Linked DNA regions of Mus musculus: regions 1 and 2 are each linked to region 3. A link is a loop called in an ENCODE intact Hi-C map of the cell type or tissue named here. Cell type or tissue: left cerebral cortex. All regions are shown on one strand.

Region 1 (8,000 bases), 130 kb before region 3:
TTATCCCAATTCCTATCTCCAAACTGGAAAACAAAACTCAGGTACTCCTATTTCCTATTCCTAAGGAATAGTCAAGGACCCACTTCTGTAATGACTGGAGACATCACAATGTGGTCTCAGTTGGACACAGGTCATTTGAGGAGAGCCAACCAACTTTGGCAGCTTGTCTGGAACTGCGAGGGTTTCTTGAGACTTGGGACCTGCAGCATTAAATCCAAGAAACTCTCAGGTAAAACAAAGCAAGCTGATCATACTGTCTTAGACCTAAATGCTGACCTCTTAGACCAGCTCATGAGACCCCGAGCACAAGGTACAGAAAGAAGTGGATTTGAAACAATAACAGCCCGCAGTTCTTCTTTGCCTTGTTCAGAACTTATGCTATATGAGCTGGGTGTAGAGGCACACGCCTACAATCTCAGCACTCCAGAGGCTAAGGCAGCAGCTCACTGAGCTCTGGGCTAGAGAGAGAGAGAGAGAGAGAGAGAGAGAGAGAGAGAGAGAGAGAGAGAGTCTATCTCAAAAAGCCCCCTAAACATGCTCTGTTTGTATATAGTATAGCTCAATAGTTTGCTTCAATTCTGACCTCCTTTGTGAATGAGGAGGGTGGGGTGGGGGTGAGGATGGGCAGGGGTGGTCCACCTGCCCTGGAAGCCACTGTAGGACTGGTGGTCAATACCCTTGAGCTTCAGTATTTTGAAAGACCTATGTGATTGAAGGCAACGTATTTAATTTCTGTTTCTTCACCTATAAAATTGATCAGGCTAACCTCTGGGGATTAAGAGTTTCTTCTGACTTTATCCACCTCTCTCCTCTCCCTGCCTGTTCTAAACACAGACACAGACTCACTCTCTCATGCACATGCACATACCCCATTTCACTTTAGCTTCAGATTTTAACTCTTAGTGCCACGCCAACCCACACCTAATGTGAAAGAGAGACCAGTAACGTCGCGCTTCATTTCATTTAAAATATTGATGTTTTGTTCATCAAGGATTTTATATTGATTTAGGTTTTTAAGCGATGCATAAAAATATTGATCTTCCTAGTTGAATTTTTGGTGCCTCCTTAAACTGTGGGCCTCTCACATCACCTTATCCCAATTCCAGTCCTCTCAGCCTTGCTCTTTCTACGCTGACGTGAGAACAGATGGAGACAGGAGGAAGTCCCCAGAGAGGCAGGAAAAAGACAAAAGAAATAACCCCCGACTCTGCAGACTTGCCTAGCGTTGACCCAAATGGTAATTTGATTAATAACAAGCTACCTAAAATTTCTAGTTATTTCTGTATGTTGGTTTAGTTTATTTCAGACTGGATGAACTTGTGAGGATGGGGCCCCTCATGTCTTGGGGGTTTTAAACCTGTCAAGTGCCCAGCACTAACTTACATGTTGACCTCTTCCAATAAAATGGCAGGAGACAGTGAATTCTACATCTGAACACCAATTCTTGACCTTCTGAAAGACAATTATCACTTGAAAGAATTTTTTTTTATAACATCAGACAATAAAAATACAAGCATCTGGGAAAGCCGTAGAGTGAAAACAGTTGTTTGATGAATGCTTGTGGATAACAGAAAAAGAATATGTATTTGATCCTTTGCCCTACAACCTGGTGGTGGGGGTGAGGGACTGGAAGTGAGGGGGAGGGAGTGGCCATTGGGGGAGGTATGACTGAAACAAACAAACCTCAGGGGACCCAGAAGTTCCAGAACCTCCTCATCCTGAGGAGGGTCACAGCTGGCCTTGTGGGTACAACCCACCAAAGGAGGTTGTTTGCCCCAGGATCCAGGAGAAAATGCTGTCAGACCTGGGCTTTGAATGTGAGCAAAGGACACAATATGCAAACACCAGTGAAGAATTCTGCTACAGAGGACAGTTCCAGCGAGCCGAATTGCTTTCAATTAGACGCCTTAATAAAGACTAATAGCTAGACAATGGATTCATGCTGCAGTCTTCTCTGGCAAGCCTTTATCAAGTTAATAAGCAAGAACTGGTGTTCGGATGCTCTATCGAAGGGAAACCAGGGCTCTTCTCATTTGACCTCTAACTGGCTGTCGCCCTTGAACCTCAGTTAACCCTCTCCACATCTCCTTTCTTCATCTTTAAAAGAGGTTCTTGGCTTAGATGGCCACCAGGATCCCTTCTACCTCTGACATGATCTAAAAGCCTGGCGTTCTATAGCAAGGCCTGGGGATAATGTTTCAAAGATGTCCCTCTCTGCCATGCCCTGTTAATCTACACACACACACATAGGGAGTGTCAAATTGTTAATTAGTGGGTTTCAACACATGCAGACTACAAAGCTTTTCTGTAGATTTGGGAAGGATGAAGGTTTACTCTTCGGCTTGCAGAGGATTCTAACTGAAGCAAGTCACACCCCCACACAGAGGATATGAAAGCAGGAAGGATCCTGAAAATCTGGGACTTGGCTGCAAGCAAAGCAAACTCATCGTGTTGGTATTTTTAAAAAGCTTTCCACTCCGTGTGCAACACCTTTGTGCCTCCTTCATGTGTTTCTCCCTCTTTTTTAGCTCTACAATGAGCTATTTTAAGATGCCGTTTGCCTGCGGTACAGCCATGCAGTTCAGAGAGGCAATTTAATTGTCATCTTGCGTTTTCTTAGTCTTTCAAGACCTTTTGTTATGGTGAAATAATTTTAGGCATTCCAAGCACAAATCCATTAAATTCTTGCCTTACTTTACTAATGAACTACTGTGGGTGGGAAAATTAATTTTATTCCACCCGTGATACATATCTGATAAATTTCTAGAGTTGAGAAATGAAGCTTGCAAATACCAAGAGTCGAATATGACTCTTTTAAAAAAAAGAAACAAAACAAAACAAAAACAACAACTTTGTTTCATTTATGCCAAAATGGAGCAGAAGAGACATCTATAAAAATAGTTCACAAAATGAAAATGGCTCAACAGGTCCCATCTCAGGTTGATACTGTGGAGGTCTTTATAAGTTGCATCTGCTTGGTGACTCAAGGAACCCTGTGTTAGTGAACCTGAGACTCCTCTGTGGGGCTGGAGAGCAGGTATTAGCACATTTGTTAAAAGCATGGCGCCATCAGAGGTTCAGTTCAGAGGGAAAGCACTTGCTTAACATGTACAGGACCCTGGCTACTAAAGATCTGTAGTCTCTAGCTCGACCAGCGCTGCTCAGTCCACCACTGGGCTGCAGCCATGAAGTTCTCTAAGAGGGGAGAAAAGTGAGGAGACAAGAAGCCGAGCACAGGCTGTACTGCAGCTGGAGAACCTGTGACATTTGAGGGACAGCTCTGGCTGCGTAGTACTTGGAACAGGAAATCATCTCCCTCACCCAGGAGAAGGCAGGGAGGCTGTGTTATAAAAAGGGGAAGAACACAGGATGAGTAAAAGGTTTCTCTTTACAGAGATGGACAGATGCCACAAGGCAAGAAAGGTCAGAGTCCTGTCCCCAAAGATAAAAAAGCGTCCCGATCACCAAGGACCCTGATGAGTGTGGAATTCGGATGGGTTGCTCTGTGCTGCCTCATTGCAATCAGCTGCTTTCAAAGCCGGCTCCTATTTACTTCAGTTCATGTCAGTGCCTTAGATAGAGAAGCAGCCTGCTGATTTTGCTTTGGTCAAATTTAATTCCAATTTCTGCCTCTAAATGTGTTCAAACTGCCTTAAAAAGTTCTCGGAGCCAGGCGCTTTAACCCTCCTCTCTTTTCCCTTCATCTCATTTTTCTTTTAAAACTCCTTTTTCATTTCTCTTATTTCTTTCAAAACCCCAAGCAGTAGTGAGATCAGAGGATACAATCAATCCCTGTGAGTAGAAAGAATCTAGTCCAGAAGAAGTCAGATACAAATCTCCGAATTCATGTTCTGTGGCTCCGGAATAATTGCTGAGAATCGTTCAGTGGGGGTCATGTTAGGGCTGAGCTCAGGGCTTCATGTAATTGTGAAGTTCAGTGAGATGCTCTAAAGGACTTAATGAGTAACAGGGGGAGGGCAGCACACATGTAGTTTTCAGTCTATAAAGTTATCACTGTATTTCTCTACCTCTGACACACATACGCTGACACACTCACAAGTGCATGTGCGTGCAACATGATCGCCTTTATTTTTTTTTTCCGATTAAATGGCAGTGAGCCATGAAAAACTACAGCGGATTATAAGCAAAGTCTGTGTTTAAAAAAAGAAAAAGGTTTCTCTCCCCAAGTGACAGAAAGTTGGATAAATGCTATTTTTAGATGAAATATATCTAATGTCCAGATGTGATTCCCCCACATGAAGAGAAAAACAAACCTAGCCGAAGCCCTACACTTGGAGACATTGTGTAAAAGCTTTGGGTGATAATGGTTTGTCGTGAAAAGAGCGAGACACGTGATGCCGGCCGTCAGTCTGGGCCCTGGTTCCCTTGGGAACGGCATCGGCACACGTGGCTCCAACATGGAGATGATCTTGAGGTTTACACTCCGGGGTAATTGCTGCTAACTCTCTAGGCTTGTAGCTTTTTTTGGCACCACATTTCCGCGGGCGAAAAGAAAGAACAAGATGTCAGGATGTCTGCACTAAGTCAATCAGCTTTCTAGTGGGTGTCATCCTGAGAGGCCACCTGCTCAGCCAGGTAACCCTGCTCCTGCTCCTGCTCCGACATCGGCGAAGTCCCCCTACTTGTTCACTCAACCAATGGGCACATCTGATTCTCCTGCTCTCCTGCAGCTTGAGCATCCAGTGATGAGCAGAGCAGATGAAGTCCACTGGAATTGCAAGTCCAGTTTATAAATTACAGGAGAAAATCAATCTTCTTACTTAAGTGGCACAAATAATGGTGTCGTGTTTGATCACAGCCTTCGTCACTGTCCCCCGCCCTGACTGATGTCTAGTCATCAGGAAAGAGTCAATCCCTGAAATGCAGTTACAGAAGATAATCAAAGTAATGTAATACAGGCTTCAAGAGAGGAGGCACAAGCCAAATGACTGAGCAGTGACATCATTGCTGAAATAAAGGCATGGCCTCTTCAAGTGACTGCAGTGTGTGCTTCTAGGAGGACATCACTCCCAGCAATAGCAGCCAGGAGGCATGGAGGAAGCACAGGAGAGAGGGAGTGTCAGGAAACTAGATGGGGCAAGTCTAACCAAAGTCCAGGCAGGTGCTAAAAGCCTGGGTTGAGGAGGGAGTGGCGCTTTCAGGGAAGAGACACATCGGGACAGAAGCTTTTCAAGAGGAGCCCAGATGGCTGGAGAATCTTGGCCAAGCTGCATAGGCGAATACATCCAAGAGCTACATCAGGAAGAGTAGAAACTTGTCATGTAACACCCAACCCCAGGGAAATAGAGATGATGTACAGGTTATGTGGAAGAGCCTAGCTGCTAGCTGCTGGACAAGTGGTTTGTGTCTCTTAAGAGTTAGGAAAAGAGAGAGCTGAATGGCCTGTTCTCATGGTACCAGGGCAGTAACTAGCCTTTCATCATCTAGTAGAAGTGGTCACAGCTGCTCTGAAACTTCCCAAATATAGCTGACATGTTACAGATCTGGCTCTTCCTTGGTCCCAAGAAGGCAAAGAAACTCAAGAATAACCATGAAAAGAATAACCATTGCTATCCATTTCTAAGGAGTGAGATGGAATGGGATCCAGGACTTCACTTTGCACTATTTTAGACTTTATTTAGTTTTCTTTTATGTTTATTAGCATTTGCCTGAACATATGTCTGTGCACCACATGTGTGCAGTGTCTGTAGAGGTCGGAAGAGGGCATTCCCAGTCAGTCAAGAGCCACCATAAGGATGCTGGGAATCTAACCCAGTGACCCCAGAAAACAGCCAGTGCTCCTCACCCCTGAACCATCTCCCCATCCCTACTTGGCATTATTTCATGGTCATTTCTCAAATATCCAGGAACCAGTTAGGGAAGAGCCCTCCTCCCTCACACTGCTGCAGTTGTGGAGTCCCCGTTGAGTGTTACACATGGATTTGCATGGAGTCCAACAAACTGTCCCCCTTCTAACTCCTTCATAGACACCCAGGCTGGGGCGATGCTTAGCTGCAGTCCAACTCTGCCTCATGGGCTGGGTATAAGGCTCATGGGACTGATGTAAAATAAACACTGTTTGCTTGGGTTCATCCACACTAGTCTATACAATTGAACAAGCCAGGAAGCCAATCTTCCCTCCCTTTCCCTCTCTAACAGTCCCCAAGAAGACACTCTTTACGTGTAGTTGATGGAACACATGTTCACCAGACTTCTCCACCTGAATGCCAACATACCGCGTCCATTTGGGGGCAGGGAGGATTGTTTGTTTGTTTTTAATTAATTTCTTTTGGTGGGAGTGGAGGGGTATCTAGACAGCGTTTCTCTGTGCAGCTCTGGCTGTCCTAGAACTCGCTATCTCACTCCGTAGACCAGGCTGGTCTCAACTCACAGAAATCCCCCTGCTTCTGCCTCTTGAGTGCTGGGATTAAAGGTGTGCCCCACCACACCCAGCTGATATTTTTGTTTCTAACTTTCAAATTCTTATTTTATTTTGAGACAAGCTCTCACTAAATAATCCAGGTTTGACTCAGCCTCATTATATTGTCCAGGCTGACCTTTGGGCATGTGGCCTCTTTATTTTTTAACCTGTTTCCATGTAAAACTTAATCAAAGTAAAGGGCTAGGCCAAGAAAAGTTTTGCTCCTGTCTGTCTGTCTGTCTGTCTGTCTATCTATCTAGAATTTGCTGTTCCAGACCAACAGCTGCAGTCATTTTACCCATATGTGACTTCAACAGGACCAGGCACTGAGGTAAGGAGAAACCTTGCATGCCGGTTCAGCAAGAGGCACAGAAAGAAAATTGGAAAATAGAGAAAATACTGAAGAAGGGTGAGAAATCAAAGAAAGAAGATCAGCGGGGACTGTGTGATTTGGGAGTCTTTTGTCCCAGAGCCTGTGTTCCTACACGGTCACCTTGTACTTTCTAATAGATCTTACGGAGTCTGTGGACAGAAAGTCTCAGGTGCAAATCTCCGTAGTAAAACACCACCCATCGGTTCACAGCTGCTACCTCAGCATAACTTGTTAGTGCTATAGGATATGTCGTGAAGGCAAACATTTAGGTTCTTAAAATGTCTTTCAGAGCTTCTCTGGTCTTTTGCCTCTTCCTTCTTGTAAGAATGCTGCTGTGAGCTATAATAACCACATCTGGAGTTGCTTTTCTTTTCTTCCCCCCCCCCCCCAATATAATATGTTGATTGATTATTTGGGAATTTCACACAATGCACCCTGATCACACTCCCTAGTTGTCCCAGGTTCCCCCACCCTTGTGACTCCCAAGAAAGAGAGGGAGAGGGAGAGGGAGAGGGAGAGGGAGAGGGAGGGGGAGGGGGAGGGGAGAGGGGGAGGGGGAGAAAGAGAGAGAGAGAGAGAGAGAGAGAGAACGAGAAAGAGAAAGAGAAAGAGAAAGAGAAAGAGAAAGAGAAAGAGAAAGAGAAAGAGAAAGAGAAAGAGAAAGAGAAAGAGAAAGAGTTCATTATGTGTTGCCCATAGTCTCACTGGAGCATGGTCAAACTCCCAGTGGCCAGCCCTTTAAAGCCCTTCCCCACCCACCCCTACCGGGAACCATCAGTGTGGAGAGCTACACTTCAGCAGCCTTATCACAAAGTTAAGAGTTCTCTTCAATGGCTTGCTGACTAGGCTGTTACTTTCGTTTAGGGAGGAGGCAAAGGTTGTTTCTGGCCATGTAGCTCGCACTAGCTTTGAACTTGAGATTCTCTTGGCTCTACCTCTAGCATGCAGGAGCTTCAGACATCTGCCACCACATTTAGCTCACATCCAAAGTTCTGAACATGAGCTTTCAAATATTTTCACTCCAAGCAAATGATCTCCTTAACGTGATTAATCGCTTCCATTGGCTAATCTCCAGTCCATATCCTCAGCTCTATAATCAGAACAAATAATGTAATTGTCAGTTAGACATGGAGGCTACCGTTTGCCAAGTAGTTGCAATCAAAGTCTTATTAATGGTTACTCACGGAGGCACCGGCACTTGGGCTT
Region 2 (8,000 bases), 120 kb before region 3:
CCCAGCATTCCAGGGTGGGGGATGGGGTGTCAGGATGGAGGCAGAATCTCTGAGTTTCAGGCCAGCCTGATCTACAGAGCAAGTTCCAGGACAGCCAGGGCTACACAGAGAAACCCTGTCTGGAAAAGAGGGAGCTAGGGTGCAGGGTTGGAGAGATGGCTCAAAGGTTAACAGAACTGGTTGCTCTTTCAGAGATCTTGAGTTCAATTCCCAGCACCCACATAGCAGCTCATAACTGTCTATAACTCCAGAACCAGGGGATCTGACACCCGCACACAGATGTACCTACAGTCAAACACCAATGCACATAAAATATATAAAACCCAACCTGTTATGTGTAAAAGAAACACTCAAAATATTGTACAATCAGAAAGATTAAAAAGTCATATGATTCACCAAGTGAAATAAGAATACGTGTAGTTGTCATCCCCTTCTGTCTCTGTGTGTATGTAGAGAGACAGAGAGAGATGTGTACATGTAAATAAACAGGAGGCAAGAGAAAGTTGGGCCTTACGGGAGCTCTAACTGATGGATAGAGAAGGAACACACTGAAAGCCAGAAATGGCCACACGCCCCCAGAGTATTAAATGATTCAGGCAAGAATCGTTAAGTTCTGTTAAACCAAACAGCAAGGCCTTGAGGAATGATGGGATGCTCGCAGTAACGTCAAACTAGACAAAAAGGAGATAACGAATTTAGTACAAGGGGAGGCAGAACGGCTCTGCAGTGAGGCCACCACCAGGGCCGAGGGATCTAAATCAATAGAGTAATTAATAGAACCCAGCATCCTCTGTGACGCATGGAGAAGGCCGTGGCCCTGCTCCCCGAGCATCTCCATCAGGAAGCATAAGCTGAATTTAATCATGAGGAATCATCAGACAAGCCCAGGTCATGGGGCATTCTGCAGAGTAGCCAGACTCCTCAAAATGTGGAGGTCGTGAAACACAAAGAAAGCGCCAAGGAAGTATCCCATATTAAGAGTGACAGAGGGTATCTGACAGCAGAGTGCAGCCTGTAATTGGGGACTCTCTTTGACTATTAAGGATATTCTGAGGACAAATCCCAGTGACCTTTCGAAATTACAAGTCTGGTCTTGTACCCACTTCTACTTAACAACCCTTCCACAGACACATTTTTGCCTTAACTATAACCAAATCCTCAGCACGGGAGCCAGTGTGCCTCTAAGTATTCCCATCCGTCAGTGCCATAACACCCATGCCTAACGGACCAGACTTTCAACCTTTTGCTGTTTGTCGATGTTATTGTTGTTGTGGCTTTCTTCTTGATGTTTATCTGTTTTGAGACTTGGTCTTATTGTGTTGCCCAGGCTAGTCTTAAGCCCCTGAGCTCAAACAATACCTTCCTTAGCCTCCTAATTATCTAGAATTACAGGGAGGGGCCATCTCACAAGGCTGGAGATATTAGTATCATTGTTATTGTTATTGTTAATATAGCTATGATTTCATGCCAAACTAGATGCGAGAATCAGACACCACTCTTGACAGCCACTGTGTGGGAACAACGTAGGGGTAGAATCCAGTGCCTGCCGAGGGAGCCCCTGCTGTAGATGAGTTGAAATCTGGATAGGGGAGGGATGGGGAGGTGGGGAGGGGGAGGGGTGACAACACAGAATTTCCACACTACTCAGACAAGCAAGGGTGCTATGACACCTTTACAAGGCTTTGCCCTCTTTCCCAGCGCCCTGAGCTCCTGAAAACCACTAATCAGTTTCTGTTTTCATTTCACGAATATTATACAGATCTGAGAATAGCAGTGTGTACTGAAAAGTCTCAGCTCGCAATTCAGGAGGCCAGGAAGGGCCAACCATTGTGAGCCCAGTTTGAGCCAAAGCTGGACAATACTGTTTCTTCCCTCCCTCCTTCTCTTCCTTCCCTTTTAATTTTTTTTTAAATTATAGTTTCTTTACTTATTTATTTAGTGTACATGTATGAGGGTCGGGATAGACATGTAAAGGTCACAGGACAACTTACAGGAGCCATCTCTCTCCTTTCTCCATGTGGGTCCCAAAGACCAAACTCAGGCTCGATAGCCAGTTCCTTTACCTACTGACCCATCTCTCTGGCCCAAGACCCTGTTAAAAACGACAACAAAACAAACAAGGGGGTGGAGCCATATTCTATAGTATTTGGAATGGCTTTTTCACTACACTCACATCTCTGAGGAATCACTCAGGAGCTGTTGATTTATTAATAACTTCTTTTGAAAAATCAAAGTTAAGAGTTGAGAATGTAGTTCAGTTACAGAGCACGTAACAAAGCAAAAGGCCCCGGGCTCCAGGGTCTCCAGTACCACATAAAACCAGGCCTGGTAGCACATGTTTGTAATCCCAGCATTCAACAGGTAGAAGCAGGAGGATTAGAACATTGCCATCCTTGGCTGCAAAGTGAGTTCTAATCCACCAGGCCTACATGAGGCCCTGTCTCAAAAAAAAAAAAAAAAAAAAGTGACTTAATTCTTTTCACTGTTCAGGCATGAATGGGCTATATTGCAGTTTGTTTAACCATCCATGAGAGCCCCGTGGGTTCTTTCTAGTGTTGCCTACTGTGAATAAGACTGTGATTAGCATTTATGTACAAGACTTTGTGTGAACACAGTCTTCACTTTGGAGGAATAAATGGCCAAGAATGTAATTGTTGGGTTGTGTGGTAGTTGCATGTTCTATGTTTAAAGGAATAAATAGATTGTTTTCCAGAGTGCCTGCATTCCGTGCCTCCGCCGGCAGCTAAGAGCATGCAGTCTTGTTCCTCTCATCCTGCTGATAACTGGATTATCACCATTTGTGGCCTTAGCTCTTAGGATAGTAATGTATCAGCAACTCTTTGTAGTCTCAGTTTCTACCCCCAAATGGCTGTAACCTTGAGCATCTTCTCTTCCTGTGTTACCTGCTATATTCATTGGCTTTTTGTGTCTTTTTGCTATCTCTGGAACCACTGCTTGTCCTCACAACTGAGTTTTGCCAATTATTCATTTCCTCTGGATCCTAGTTCTGTGTCAGATATGTACCTCCAGATGTTTTTCTCTGTGGATATATGTACAGAATGTATGTGATTGAATCCTCCTAAGGGTGTCTTTTCAAGGCAAAAGCTTTAAGGCATTGAGATGGCTCAGGGGGATGGCTGTCAAATTTGGTAGCCCAAGTTTGGTCCCTGAAAGCTACATGGCTTTCCTCTGAATTCCACCCATATGTGGTGGCACGTACATGTGTGTGCATACACACATACAAATAAATAAATACAATTAGTTTTTAATATCATTTTTTTCTTATTCAACCTTTTTAAACAGCCAGAAGGTGGTGGCACACACCTTTAATCTCAGCACTTGAGAGGCAGACGTGGATCTCTGAGTTCCAGGCCAGCTTGATCTTCAAAGTAAATTCCAGAATGGCCAGGGCTATACAGAGAAACCTTGTCTGAAAAAGTCAAAAAATATATATTTATTTTCATTTCTTGTGCTTTGGTGCTTTGCCTGTGTGCATGTCTGTTTGGGGGAGTCAGATTCCCTAGAACTGGAGGTACAGAAAACCGTAGTCTTCCATGTGGCTGCTGGGAATTGAACCTGGATCCTTTGGAAGAACAGCCAGTGTTCCTAGCCACTGAGCCATCACTCTAGGCCCAAGTTTTAAAAATGTAAGACAGAAGTTTCTATATGGCTGGCATTCAGTTTGTGAATTTTCCCACTTATGAATGGTGCTGAGTGTCAATTTAAGAACTCTTTGCACACCCCTAAATTCAAAGATTTTTTCCCTTTTTACTTCACATTTACAGTCCAGGTCCTTTGTGAGTTAATTTTGCAATAAAATGTTAAACTCGGGTAAGCTGCTGCTGCTGTTGCTGCTACTTCCTCCTCCTCCCCTTCCTCCTCCTTCTCCTCCATCCATCCATCCATCCACCCACCCATCCATCCACCCACCCATCCATTGTGTCCCATATCCCCTGCATCACATGCTGAAAAGACCAGCTTTAGCACCAGTGAGCCCAAGTGTAGTGGTACAAATCTGTAGTTCCAGCACTTGGGATCTGAAGCAGGAAGATTGCTATGAAATTAAAGCTGGTGTATGTAGGCTACATAGTGAGGCCTTGTCTCTAAGTAAACCAGAAACACAAGGCAGCTGTGTGTTATGGAAGTTTTCTGTCTACGGCTTGCTTTGCTTATAGGGTAATGACAGTGGTATAAAAAAACAAACAACAACAAAAAAACCAACCAACCAAACAAACAAACAAACAAAAAAAAAAACGGGATATTTTGCTCTCTTTTCTATTTTCTGAATGAGATAATGTAAAATTGATTAGTTCATTAACTGTTTGGTCCAGGTCTCCAATGAAGGTATTTGAACATTTCTTCTTGGAGAGTTTTCAAATTACAAAGTCTAATTTCTTTTTCCTTACAAGTTATTTAAATGATGTTTCCTATTGGGTAAGTTGTGGTACTTTGTTTTTTCATGAATTGATCTATATCATCTAATCTGACAACTTTATGTGCATGGGCTTGTCTGTGGTATGCTTTTACTAGCCTTTGAAGTCTGCAGGGTCTGTAGTGATTTCCTCTGTTCTGCTTCTGACAGTGAAGATTTTTGTCTCTTCCTCTTCCTCTTCTTCCTCCGTTTCTCTTTCTCAGTGTTGCTAGAGGTCATCAATTGTATATTATTGTTGTTTTTTTCCAAAGATATGGTTCTTTGATTCCTTAATTGATTCTCTATTATGTTTCTGTGTGAAATTTATCTTTCCTTCTTATTATAAATTTGTTTTGCTCTTCTTTTGGCAAGTGTCTAAGGTAGGCGCTTCGGGACAACTCTTTCTCTGATGCATGCATTTAACAGTTTGTATCTCCTTCTCCGAGTTGCTTTGTCCGCCCTCTCAGTTTTGACACATTGGATTTCATTTTCCTTCAGTTCAGCATATTTTTAGATTTCCCCTGAGACTTCCCTTCCCGTCCGTGTCATATTTTGTGCTTTTTAGTTCAGAGCTGGTTGGAGACTTTTCTTATTATTTTTCTGTTACCAGTTAGTTCAACAATTTCAAATCTTTTTTCTTTTATTTAAAAATATTTTAGATTTATTTATTCTATTGAATATGTGTAGGTTGCTTGCTTGTAGGTATGTGTACCATGTGCATTCCTGGAGCTGGAGGAGGCCAGATGAGGGCATCTGACCCCCTGAAACGGGGGCTACAAATGGTTGTGAGCACCGTGCGTGTGCTGGGAAGTGCCCAGGGCCTCTGCAAGAACAAGTGCTCTTAGGCTCTGAGCCATCTCTCCACTCTCCCAGTTCTCTTATGAGCGCATCCCGACCACTCAGACTTAAATGCTTGTTTGATCTATTAGGATGGAGGTCTTCTGGTTTAGTTTCATTTTCTGTTCTGTTTTTCATTTCTGTTTTCTTTATCAGTCACTTTTTTTTTTCTTTTTAAGGATTCCATATTGAGGACCTGGGAGGGAAGGAGGAAGGGGAAACTCTGGTCAAGATGTAATATATGAGAAAAGAATAATTAATCTTGACGCATCATACTGCAGTGTGTTTGAGTGTATCTCGTTAGAGAGCTCCCCCCGGTTAGCTAGATAGCGCCCACCTGTGTGTAATTCACCATAGTCTTCTGGTGTGATCGCTTTTCAATATATTTACTATATTCAAGTAAAATATAGGAAAGTTACCCCCTGGAATTGGAGAGACGGTTCAGCAGTCACGAGTGTTTGTTGCTCTTCTAAGGGACCCAAGTTCTATCCCAGCAACCACATCATCAGGTGGCTCACAACCGCCTATAACTCCAGGTCCAGGGGATCCATGCCTTCCTCTCACCTCATCAGGCACCAGCATACAAGTAGCACAAGTGGTGTAGAGCTCTAATCTTAGTACCTGAGTGGCTGGGGCAGGAGGATGACAAGTTTGAAGCCAGCCTCACCTACACAGCAAGAACCTGTATGAATAATTAAATAATAAATAAAGTCTATCTTCCTTTGCAACCTTTTATCCCTTACCATCCTCCATTTATAAGATTACTGTCTACCTATTTTCCTCTGTACATCTGAAACTAAAGCAGGGAGTCGGAGACAGACATTTTACCTCAATTACCAAACAAGTTTTAGAAATTAAACAATAGAAGCAAAAGGCTGCTGTCTTTACCCATTCTTTGTTGTTTATTGTTTTTTCCCTGTGGAATTACCATGCCCCTTCCTGGAGCCCCACGTGTATTTCTCCTACTGTTTCCCTTTCCTCTAACCATTCTTTTAGAATAGTTCTTCCTGGGGTAGATTCTTAGTTTTCCTTCACCTGAGAATGTCTTGACTTCTCTTTTATTTTTGAAGGGTATATTCACTGGGAATGAAATTCTGCATTGACATCTCTTTTCTTTCAGCACTTAAAAAAAAAAAAAGAAAGAAAGAAATACTGTGCCATAGGGCTAAGCAAATGATGCAAAACTTGGATTTCAGAACTTTCAGAGATAGAGGCAGGAACATTGCCGTGAGTCTAAGGCCATTCTGGGCTATGTACACAGATGAGTGTGTGCGTTCATGCATGTGTATGTGTGTGTGTGACTAGTAGTGGTAGTAGCGAGGATAAATCCAGGCAGGAATATATATATCCCTAGTACTCTCTACATATATATATAAAGAGAGGGGGGAGGAGAGAGATAGATAGATCGACAAAATATGTACTTATCTACATATCAAGGCTCTTTCTCCTGGGATGTGTGTGAGGAGCAAAGCACAACCTATCAGAAACGTTGTGCCTCCTTCCTGAGCCCATCTCCATCTTGTGATTGGATGAGAAGTCGGCTGTTACTCAATTCCTCTGCCCTGTTCTTTTCTCCAGCTACTTGGAAGAGTCTTCTCTTGGTGTTTACTCTTCAGAAATTTAACTCTGCTATATCTTGGTGTGGATTTCTAGGGGTTTAACCTGCCTGAGATTTTTATTTTTTAGTCTCTTTATCTACAGATGTGAGTCTTTGCCAGAGTTTAGGACATCACAGCCACTTCTTGAACACCCTTCAGCCTACTTTGCTCTTTTTCTCCTTCTGGGACTCCAGTGACATAGTTTAGATATTTTTTATAGTCCCCCAGTCCTTGGGTCTGTTCCTTTTTCTTTTTATGTCTGTTCTTGGTCTGCTGTTGGGATTGGGCAGTTTCTAGTATCCCATGCACTAGCTGTCTGATTCTATTTTATCTTTCAACTTCAGTCAATCTATCTTTAAATTCTGAAACTTATTTAGTTCCCCTTTGTCACTTCTATTTCTTTTCTGGGGGCTATTTACTTTTGCATTTATTTCAAGTGTGTTCACAGCTGCCTTGAAATCGTTGTAATATAATTATAACATCCCTGCCATCCGGATGTTGGCATCTAATGATGGATTTTTTTTCCCATTTATTTTGAGATCATCTTGATTCTTGGAATGACTCATGATTTTCAATAAAAACCTGGGCGTTTAAACAGTGCATTAAGACAATATGGGTATTAGTTTAACTCTTTGTCTCAGCTGGCTTTCCCCCTCTCCACAGTTGTCCAACAGGGAAAGTGATACCACTGTGTTGCTGCCAGATGAAGACAGATGTCATGGCCCTCTGCTCAGTCCTGTTGACCTCTGAGTACCAATTCTCACTGCTCCTGATGGAGGGAAGTCCCAGATGCCCAGGCAGCCTCCACGGATACTGCTGTGGAGAGTTACCTCATTACCATTGGAGGATGTAAAAGTCTAGACTCTCCAGCAGGAATGACAAGAGCCAGGCCAGTTCTACTTAGTGTAGAAGTCTAGGTTTCCCACAATGCTCTCCAGGCCACCAGCACCATGGGAGATTTTGGGGAACTCCTTACTTTGGCCTCTCTGACACAACTCTAGTTAGTGAGTTGCCTTGCAGTGTAGAATTATAGGTGCTAGGCTCAGTCTTTGCTGGCACAGGGGAGGCAATGTCTTTGCTGGGGTGCTTGGCTAAAATAAAATAGTTTATGACACTCAGCTTGGGCTGCGGTAACAGAAGACCATGGACTGGAA
Region 3 (8,000 bases):
TTTCCTTATAATATTAGTAAAATTTGCAAGCTGGCCAGGTAACAGGCTGGCCTTAACAGTAAAAACAAAATAAGAATAAGAATAACTGGAGAACCCACAGGTCCAGGGAACACACAGAGACTGTGAAATCAATATCACATCTTCTGTAACTGGGCCTTGCTGGGCTTCCTGTGGTCCCGGCAACAGACAGTTTCTGTGCTGTTTGAAGATAAAACCAGGCTTTCTAAACTTGTCTCTCATTTAGACACAGGGTTACCCATGTCTGACTACAAACCATGCACTGGGCACTATCTATTCCAGGGACACTGGGGCCAAAGAAAGCTACAGTGAGGTGTGTGGTTACTCTTTATCAACTTGGGCATGGAACCGTGGGTCTCTGGTGCCCCGAAAGTGTCTGGGATGTAACAAATGCTCAGATGGGCTTCACAGGCCAAGGAATTTCTGAATCAGAATCTGTTTCTTTCTGGTAGCAAGTCTTGAGTGTCATTCTAGAGAAAGGACAGTACACATCTGTTGAGAGACTTCAAGGTATACTCATTTATCTTGTGAACCTACTGTGTGCCAAGTTCTAAATTATATCCTGGTAATACAGAAATAATGAAGACAAATGCTGGCTATAAGGGGCTCAGCGTCTACAGAGAGAGCACATGGGGCTGGAGAGATGGCACGGCCATTAAGATGGAGTACTACTCTTGCAGAGACCAAGTTTGGTTATCGGCATCCACTTTGAGTAGCTCACAGTCCCCTGTTACTCTTCTGGTTTCCAAGGGCACCTGCATTCATATGCACACACACACACACACACACACACACACACTTAAAAGTAAAGCACATTTTAAAATAAGTTAATTAATTGAGAACGCTCATGTGTGACCAAGAGACAAACTTGTCTGTGTTGTGATAGAAGACTGAAGCGGATGAGGAGATGGAATGAGGAATTCTCATCCCACTTTTGCACACTTCTCCAGGGCAGATAGATCTCCAGCTAGGATCTCCCGTTCTGCTGCTGAGAAGGCCTGACCTTTGACCTCGCAGGGTGTGTCCTTCGCCCTCTGTCCCTCCTGCTTTGGCAATGTTGCTGCCATGGCTTTTGTCAGCTGAAATGCAAAGATGATGCTTAGCCTGAATCTCAAAGATCATGGCAGACAGACTGGGGTGAGTGGGCTGGGAAGGTAGACCCCACGCAGAAGACACAGCGTGGAGATATGGGAACCTGCGTGGCCAGAAGATGTCAAGAAGCTGTGTGGCAGGGGCTGGCAGGAAGTGAGCCTGAGGTGTAGGCAGGGTGCAGGGCTGAAAGGCTGAGGGGTGGCTCTGGAGGCTACTGGACAGTTTCCAGCCTGGGCCTGACATCCTGGTATTTGTGATAAGTACAGGAGACACCTGGAGGGCAGACTGGAAGAAACCAGCTGTGTGGCATAAAGAGATAAGAGGCCCAGCAGAGAGCATGGGTGATAATATTCTCTTCCTCCCTCCCCCGCTGTGTGCTTAAGTGCTCCTGTGTGTGTGTGTGTGTGTGTGTGTGTGTGTGTGTGTGTGTGTGTGTGTGTGTATGTGTGTGTGCATGTGTGTGTGTGTGCATATGTATGTGTGTGGGTGTGTGTGCACATGCACAGAGGACAGGCTGAAGGAAGCATTGATGTTATTCTGTGTACCTACCAGAAAGCTGGCCCTTCCTCAGGTGTCTATGTCAGGAGCATCTCCAGGGACCACAGGACCCCGGCAGCCTTGGTTCATGCAGCCTAACTCACCCTGTAGTCTGATGGGCACGGTCTGGTCTGAAGGGTGAAGTTAAATGGGTTTCCCTTTACATCCACACAGGACACTCAGTACGAGTCAGCTCCCCCAGACCTCCATCATGGCCTTCCTCCTGGTCTGGTTCTTGTCTCTGATCACTGGTGTCTTAAGGAGAGAGTACCCTCCCTTTGTCCTCTGCCAGGGTGGTACCAGAGGTCAGGGAGCACACTGGCCAGCCTCAGAGACAGATAGGGTGCCACAGGTCCGTCCATTCCTGTAGACCATCCCCATTTACAACTGTTTCTACAACACAAACTCTTGTCTCAAGGACTCAAATCTTCTCAAACGTGGAAAGCTCAGGTTTGACCCACGGTTAGAAAAGGGTCTCTGCTCATCAGGACAGGGATACCTAGTGACATGGGAGGGCTGGTCAGATGTCTGTCTGTCTATCTATGAGCACCTGCCACAGAATCTCAGGGCAGAGTGAGGTTGCCTGGGCCGCCCAGAGCATTGGCATCAGAGGTTAGTAGAGTACACCTGATGCATAATCCACAGGTTACCAAGACCCGCTATTCTAGACGAAATCCCATCCTTCCCCTGCCCCCCCCCTCCCCTGGCCACAGAAAAGAGCCTGTGGACAAGAAGTGCCTCCACCCAGGCCAGGGAGTTGACCGGTGACATTGTCCAGTGACATTGTCCAGCACCCCCTGTTTTGTCTTTAGCCTGTCACAAAGTCCCTGTTCTTCCCAGGGAAATAGCACCAAGCCCTCTGTGACAGGGCCCACATCCTTGCAGCCTGGCACAATGGCTCCCATGGAGTCCACAGCATTTCTTATTGTGGCATAAAATGCCATAAAGTCAGAACAAAGAGAGCCCAGGGCCTGGATGGGTCGGCAGCTTCCTGCCGAGCAGAGAATACAAGCGATTGTTTAAAAGCCAGTGGCGAGGCAAGTGGCCAATTAGCACAGCCTCCCTCCCCGCAGCCTGTAAATTGTGCCTGGACCATCAGAAAGGGATTCTGCTATTCAGATCAATTGCTGAAAGGAAGCGAGTCTGTTCACACTGCCAAATATAGAAGCCCGAAGCAGCAAAGGTGACCCGGGTTATCACTGCACTGTCCTTGGGACAAGCTGATCTCCATCGGTGCAGAAAAGCAGCCCTGATCCCCAGCACCTTGGCGAGTCACAGGAGTTCTAGGACATTCCGAGGCCAGGGAGGTACACATCTGTTCACAGCTGCATTGTAAAAACAATTCATGTCTCACTGTCTTCTCTCTCACAGTTGTCAAGAAATTACCCACAACCCAGACCGGAAGAAAATGAAAGTAGGTTTGGGGGTGCATCCTGTCCTGCCCCCAGTAAGGGTGCCTGCTAGGTTGCCTCTTTTCTGCTCCTGTGTTGAATCTATTACCCTGGAAGGAAGTTATGACCACCACCCAGAGGCAACATAACCCCACCAAGCTCGGGAAACGTTAGGCTTAGCTGGAAATCAATCAAGACGGCTGGATGTGGAGCAGATAAGATTTTTTAATTCATCCTGAAACCAAGGGAAAGGGTCAACTAGGCGGAAGAGAGTGCTTTCCTTGTTAGGTCCTCTGGCATCCAGCCCGTGATGGAGGGTTGGTTGGGTTTTTTTGTTTTGTTTTGTTGTTTTTCCTGCCAGGATCCTGCCTGGGATTTTCCTTCCCAGATCCTAAAAGCAGGCTGGTTAGCCATTACCAAAGAGAGCGCTCCTTTGACAAGCAAGCGTTTTGATTGGATTTTGATGACATTAAGCACATCAAGTGGGTCTGTTGGATTCAGAGGTTGAACAAAGCCAACAGGTCTCCAGCCTCCTTCAGACTGGTTTCTTATTCCATAGAAATTCCCCCTGGAGAAGATGAGCCTAATTAAAGCAGAGGGCTCAGAGGCAAGCTTTAAGGAAGACTCTATCCACAGAGAGAATAAGTGTCGCAGGGAATTGGAGGGATGTGACAACTGGGTCTCTCTGGGTTCTTCAAGGAGACAATTTACAAAAGCCTGCCCAGCCCTGAGAGCTTTAGGAGAGTGATTCCCACGCTGGCATCCACAATCTCGAGAACTTACCCGAAACACAGATTCCTGGGCCCTCCCACAGACTCCACTCCAGCGGTGGGGTGGGGCTCTGGAATGTGTCTTTCATGCACAGCCCACAGGCAGGGTTGATGCAGCCCATTGCAGGGATGCTTTGTGGACCCCTCCCCTACACCCCCCCCCCACACACAAATAAATACCTGACCAGAAGAGACACTGCACCAGTCCAGAGCTCCCCAGGGTGGGGCCAAGACTGCATCCTAGGAAAACCAGTTTGCTATTCAGGACACGCAGTCCTAGGGTGCCAGGCTCCCGGTGTTCAGAGATGGGGAAGGCCCTTCTTCATTACAAAAGGAGCTCTTGGAACCCCAATCCCTACGTGATGTGAGGTCCAGACCAACTGAGCGAGATCTCAGGGCTGCCGCCTGGGTGCTCAGAACTCGGCCTTGCCGCCTGGGTTCAGCCCAGGAAAGCGGCGGTAAGGTGTCTAAAAGACCATTGTGTGTCTGCCTGCACACACCACCTCCCAGGGACCGCACCTCGGCCAGGCGTCCGCGCACGGGTTCTCAGCGTGGCTTCGGCGAGAGCCTCATGATCCTACAGAGACGTGACAGGCAGCAGGGCTTGGTCCCCAACTGGGAGACCTTCAGAGGGTCCTGTCTCCTGGGCCCCGCCCCGCCTCCAAGATGCCCGCAGCGCTACCCGGTTCGGAACCTGCGGCGACGGGCGCGTCCGAGAGCGTTCGGCTGGGCAGGGGCGCCCCCTAGTGCTCCGTGCGACCGCTGTATCCGGGAGCCCGCGGGGGCTCCCCCAGACTCAAGGTCAAAGCAACAGGCAACCTTGGCTTCTAAACCTGCTGTCACAGGAGGCTGCTCTCTCTGGGAGAGTGTAAGAGCATCCCCAGGGAATGTTTAGAAAGGAATCTAGGCTGGCAGCGTGGTGGCCTAAGCAGACTGTGGGGAGTTCCATTCCAGGCTGCATTGTATAGTGAAGCATTTGTCTCAACCACCACCAACCACCACCACCACCACCATCACCACCACCACCACCACCACCTCCACCACCACCACTACAAAAAAAAAAAGTCTCCACAGAGAAGGAAAGAAGGGTATTCATTTCCTTCTCTGTCGCTCCCATGCAGATGGTCCCTCTGACTGTCTACCACTCATTTGCTGTCTCAGTTGGAACTGGCCCAGCTCCAGGATCAACTATTCACAGGCAGTAGGGCAGCAGGCTCTTTCCTGGAAATACAGGCCAAGTTCCTTCTATCTGCCCCCAGCCTACACTTCCCAGATACTGATAGGGAGGGGAGAGCCAATCCAGGCTGTACGGACGGAGCCCAGGACAAGAGGGACTAACACACGGACCTCAGTGACTGACCACTGGCAGCCCTTACCTTGTCTTTGTGCCAAAGCCACTATCAAGACAAAAGTCAGGTACCAGAAGTAGAACCAGGAGAGGCCAGCCTTTCCCCTGGGCCACATTCTTCCTCTTTGGTCCCTCCAGCTTGTCATGACTCACCTGCTTGGCAGCATTTGGTTAATATGGCCTGCCAGCACCAAGTCACAGCTGTGACCTGCCATCCCAGTTCAGTCCAGGTAAACACAGAGGTAAAGGACAAACTGTCAGGGCACAGAGGGTGGCACAAAGGGTGCCAAGCTGTCTGTGGCCCTGTGGTGCCAAGTCAGCCTTCTTACTGTACACCACTCCCTGAACAAAAGACCCCCCCCCCATCAGTAACACTGAGGAGAGGGCGTCTCAGGCAGATCCTTAGATGTGTGAGCCAACCTGTGACAGGGCTCCTGACACAGCTTCTCTGACAGCTGCTTCCCAGCTGGCCCAGATGACCGTCACCAGAGCCAAAACTAAGGCCAGGAAGAGGGCTCACGACCTGCTGATACGCATGCAGGTGTGGGGTGAACCCAGGCAAGCAAGAGGGCCAACTCCAGGATGCTCCCAGCTTTCAAGGGAAGTACTCTGTGGGCGAGAGGCTGAGAAAGCTGGAGTGGCCGGGGCCTCCTTGAGACCAGAAACAGAGCTGAGAGGGTCTGGGTGTGAACAGCCAGGTGTCATTTGCTCTGGTTCCCCCACACACTATTTATTCTACTGTGATAAAGTGTTTCTACATAGTCTGCAAACGTCCCCTCAAACCAAGACAAAAAGGAGCAACGAGAACAAGAGTTTCTCTGAGAATAAGGAGAACCCTTCTCCTGTCCCATCTGTTGTGCTCGGACCCTTCTGCCACTCCCAGTGCCACCCTGCCCTGCTCTTTGTCACCACTGTGCAGCAGGGTTAACTTGGAAACATCAGTCTGGAAGAAGACAAGGGCTCTACCTATTCAGCTATTCTACCTATTCTATTCAGCCTGCAAACTTTATCACCAGACCGGCATCTGAAATAGATTCCTAGAGCAGCCTGCAGTCCAGCTGCCCCTGGCCCAGCTGGAGCCCTAGTGCAGTCAGTCCCCAGCCCCAGATTAAAGTATCTGTTCCCCCACACTGTTCCAGGCCAGAGTGGGACAAAGAGTGGCAGTGGTGCCGCGCCCAGCTGCTGTGGCCCTGCAGCCTGAGAGATGGTCTTGCTTTCTAGGTTCCGAGTCGGGAGATGGTAATGCAAGCAACATTTACCCAGGCCGGGTCATCTAGCAAGGGAGCTGGTCGTGGAGTGCGGCAGAGACCTCTCCACCCAGAAGCCCTTTCTGTGTCCCCCTCTGCCTCCCTTCTTCCCTCCTCTTTATTGAAACCAATGTGTTCGCAGTTACCATTTTCACCCGTGCCACTCCTTCTTGGGGTCTGGCTTGAGCATCCGTGGGCAGCCACAGGGACCATCCCAGCCAGCACAGGCAAAACAGCTGAGTCCCCCGTGTGCTGCCCTGCTGCTGCCCCTCAGCCCAGCAGCCTGGGCTCCCAGTGCTGAGGCCCTCTGTTCAGGCCTCCGCCCACCCTGAGTGGAATGGAGCCATGCATTCAGTAAACTGACTTTATTCTCCCATTTGTTTTGTGTTTATTTCCTCCCAGGCTGACAGCTCTGAGTCCCACCCCGCCTCCCACTCCACTCGCCTCATTTCTGTTTGCTACCCACCACCTGAGTGTGACACATCTCAGGCTCCTATGGGCTGGGGCAAGTGGGTCCCACTTAGGATCAGCTGTGGGTGTGGACTCAGTAATCAAAGACCTACAAGACCTAGGGTGATTAAAAAGATCAGAGCTTGGTTTCAGGAAAAGTGTGTATGTAACGGAAAGCATGAAGGAGAAGTCTTTAGCCAAGCCTGGGGGTTCACTCCTGCAATCTCAGCACTGGGGCAGGAGGATTATAAATTGGAGGCCAGCCTCGGCTGTATAGAAAGGCCTAGTCTCAAAAATCTAGAGATGGAAACCTAGACAAAAGTAGGCTTTCAGAAAAATATGGTGGAAAGTAGAGAGTAGCGTGCCAAGATGTGCACTGAGTTAAAGAAGCTACGTCCCAAAGACTTCATAGTCTATGATTCCACTTGTATGCGATTTCTAGAGAAGGCAAAGCTACTAGGCAGAAGGCAGATCTGTGGTCTCTGGGAAATGAAAAGGAGACAGAAACTGGAGGTGAGGAAGGTGTCAGAGTGGTTATGTGATGACAGTCACAGAGCCGGACAAATGCGCTCATCCATTGAATTGCATGTTTGCGGTGTGGGAGTGTGACAACCGTGTTAGGATACTTGTGCTCCCTCCAAAGATGTCCTCAAAAATAGGGGACAGGACAGAAAAAGGAGGAAAAAGAAAAAGGTAAAATGAAGAGAGACATTTGCCTTGCGTGCACGAACCATAGGCACATCCACAGCACCGCATAGGTGATGTGTGGTTAAGTCTGTCTGTGATCCCAGCGGTCAGGAGGCCGGGGCAGGAGGGTCAGAAGGGAATAGGCGAGGACATTCTGAAGTATAAAGGTGTGTGTGTATGTGTGTGGGTATGTGTGTGTGTGAGAGAGAAAAAGAGAAAGAGAGCACCACAATGGACCCATGATGCATTGGTTTTAATTATTTAGATTTATTTTAATTGTATATGTGAAGGGACTCTGGCCAGCTGAGTTTGGTAAGTTTGGCTCTGGCAGGCCTTGCCCTTCTCCCCCATTCCCTCTGCCTTGCTAAAAGCCATTAGATTACATCCTAAAGCCAGCCAGCAAGGTCTATTCCCTTATTTGGCCACTTCCTCCTCCTGAGGTTGACCACCAAGGTCCAGC

What was found. Hi-C counts contacts between places; a loop is a spot of excess contacts. Peaks named below come from ENCODE experiments on the same cell type or tissue, not always from the same donor. Only the 100,000 strongest peaks of a DNase experiment are listed, where the experiment ranks them.
Region 1: a loop joins it to region 3, with 4 times the contacts of the local background. A loop is called at or near these places in 5 of 42 quality-filtered maps.
Region 2: a loop joins it to region 3, with 2.3 times the contacts of the local background. A loop is called at or near these places in 3 of 42 quality-filtered maps.

Annotation. Positions count from the first base shown.
Region 1 is chr11:105,492,170-105,500,169 of GRCm38, reverse strand. No RefSeq gene overlaps it. Among named protein-coding and RNA genes, the nearest start is that of Gm35828, 12 kb to the left of the region's middle. In left cerebral cortex, no CTCF peak of the experiment used is centred here; DNase peaks (open chromatin) are centred at 3,508, 3,787, 4,425, 5,196 and 2 more places; H3K27ac peaks cover 3,826 bases.
Region 2 is chr11:105,482,536-105,490,535 of GRCm38, reverse strand. No RefSeq gene overlaps it. Among named protein-coding and RNA genes, the nearest start is that of Gm35828, 22 kb to the left of the region's middle. In left cerebral cortex, no CTCF peak of the experiment used is centred here; DNase peaks (open chromatin) are centred at 4,004 and 4,888; H3K27ac peaks cover 484 bases.
Region 3 is chr11:105,359,577-105,367,576 of GRCm38, reverse strand. It overlaps Marchf10 (membrane associated ring-CH-type finger 10), which reads left to right. Exons shown (of 12, transcript NM_172568.2): 11 at 3,019-3,061; 12 at 6,378-6,779. The coding sequence ends at 6,433. LOC115487808 (a long non-coding RNA gene) reads right to left here and starts at 4,732. Exons shown (of 2, transcript XR_003949780.1): 1 at 4,328-4,732; 2 at 1-1,097. In left cerebral cortex, a CTCF peak has its summit at 4,561 (motif pointing left); DNase peaks (open chromatin) are centred at 3,471, 3,829, 4,385, 4,976 and 1 more place; H3K4me3 peaks cover 2,172 bases; H3K27ac peaks cover 2,458 bases.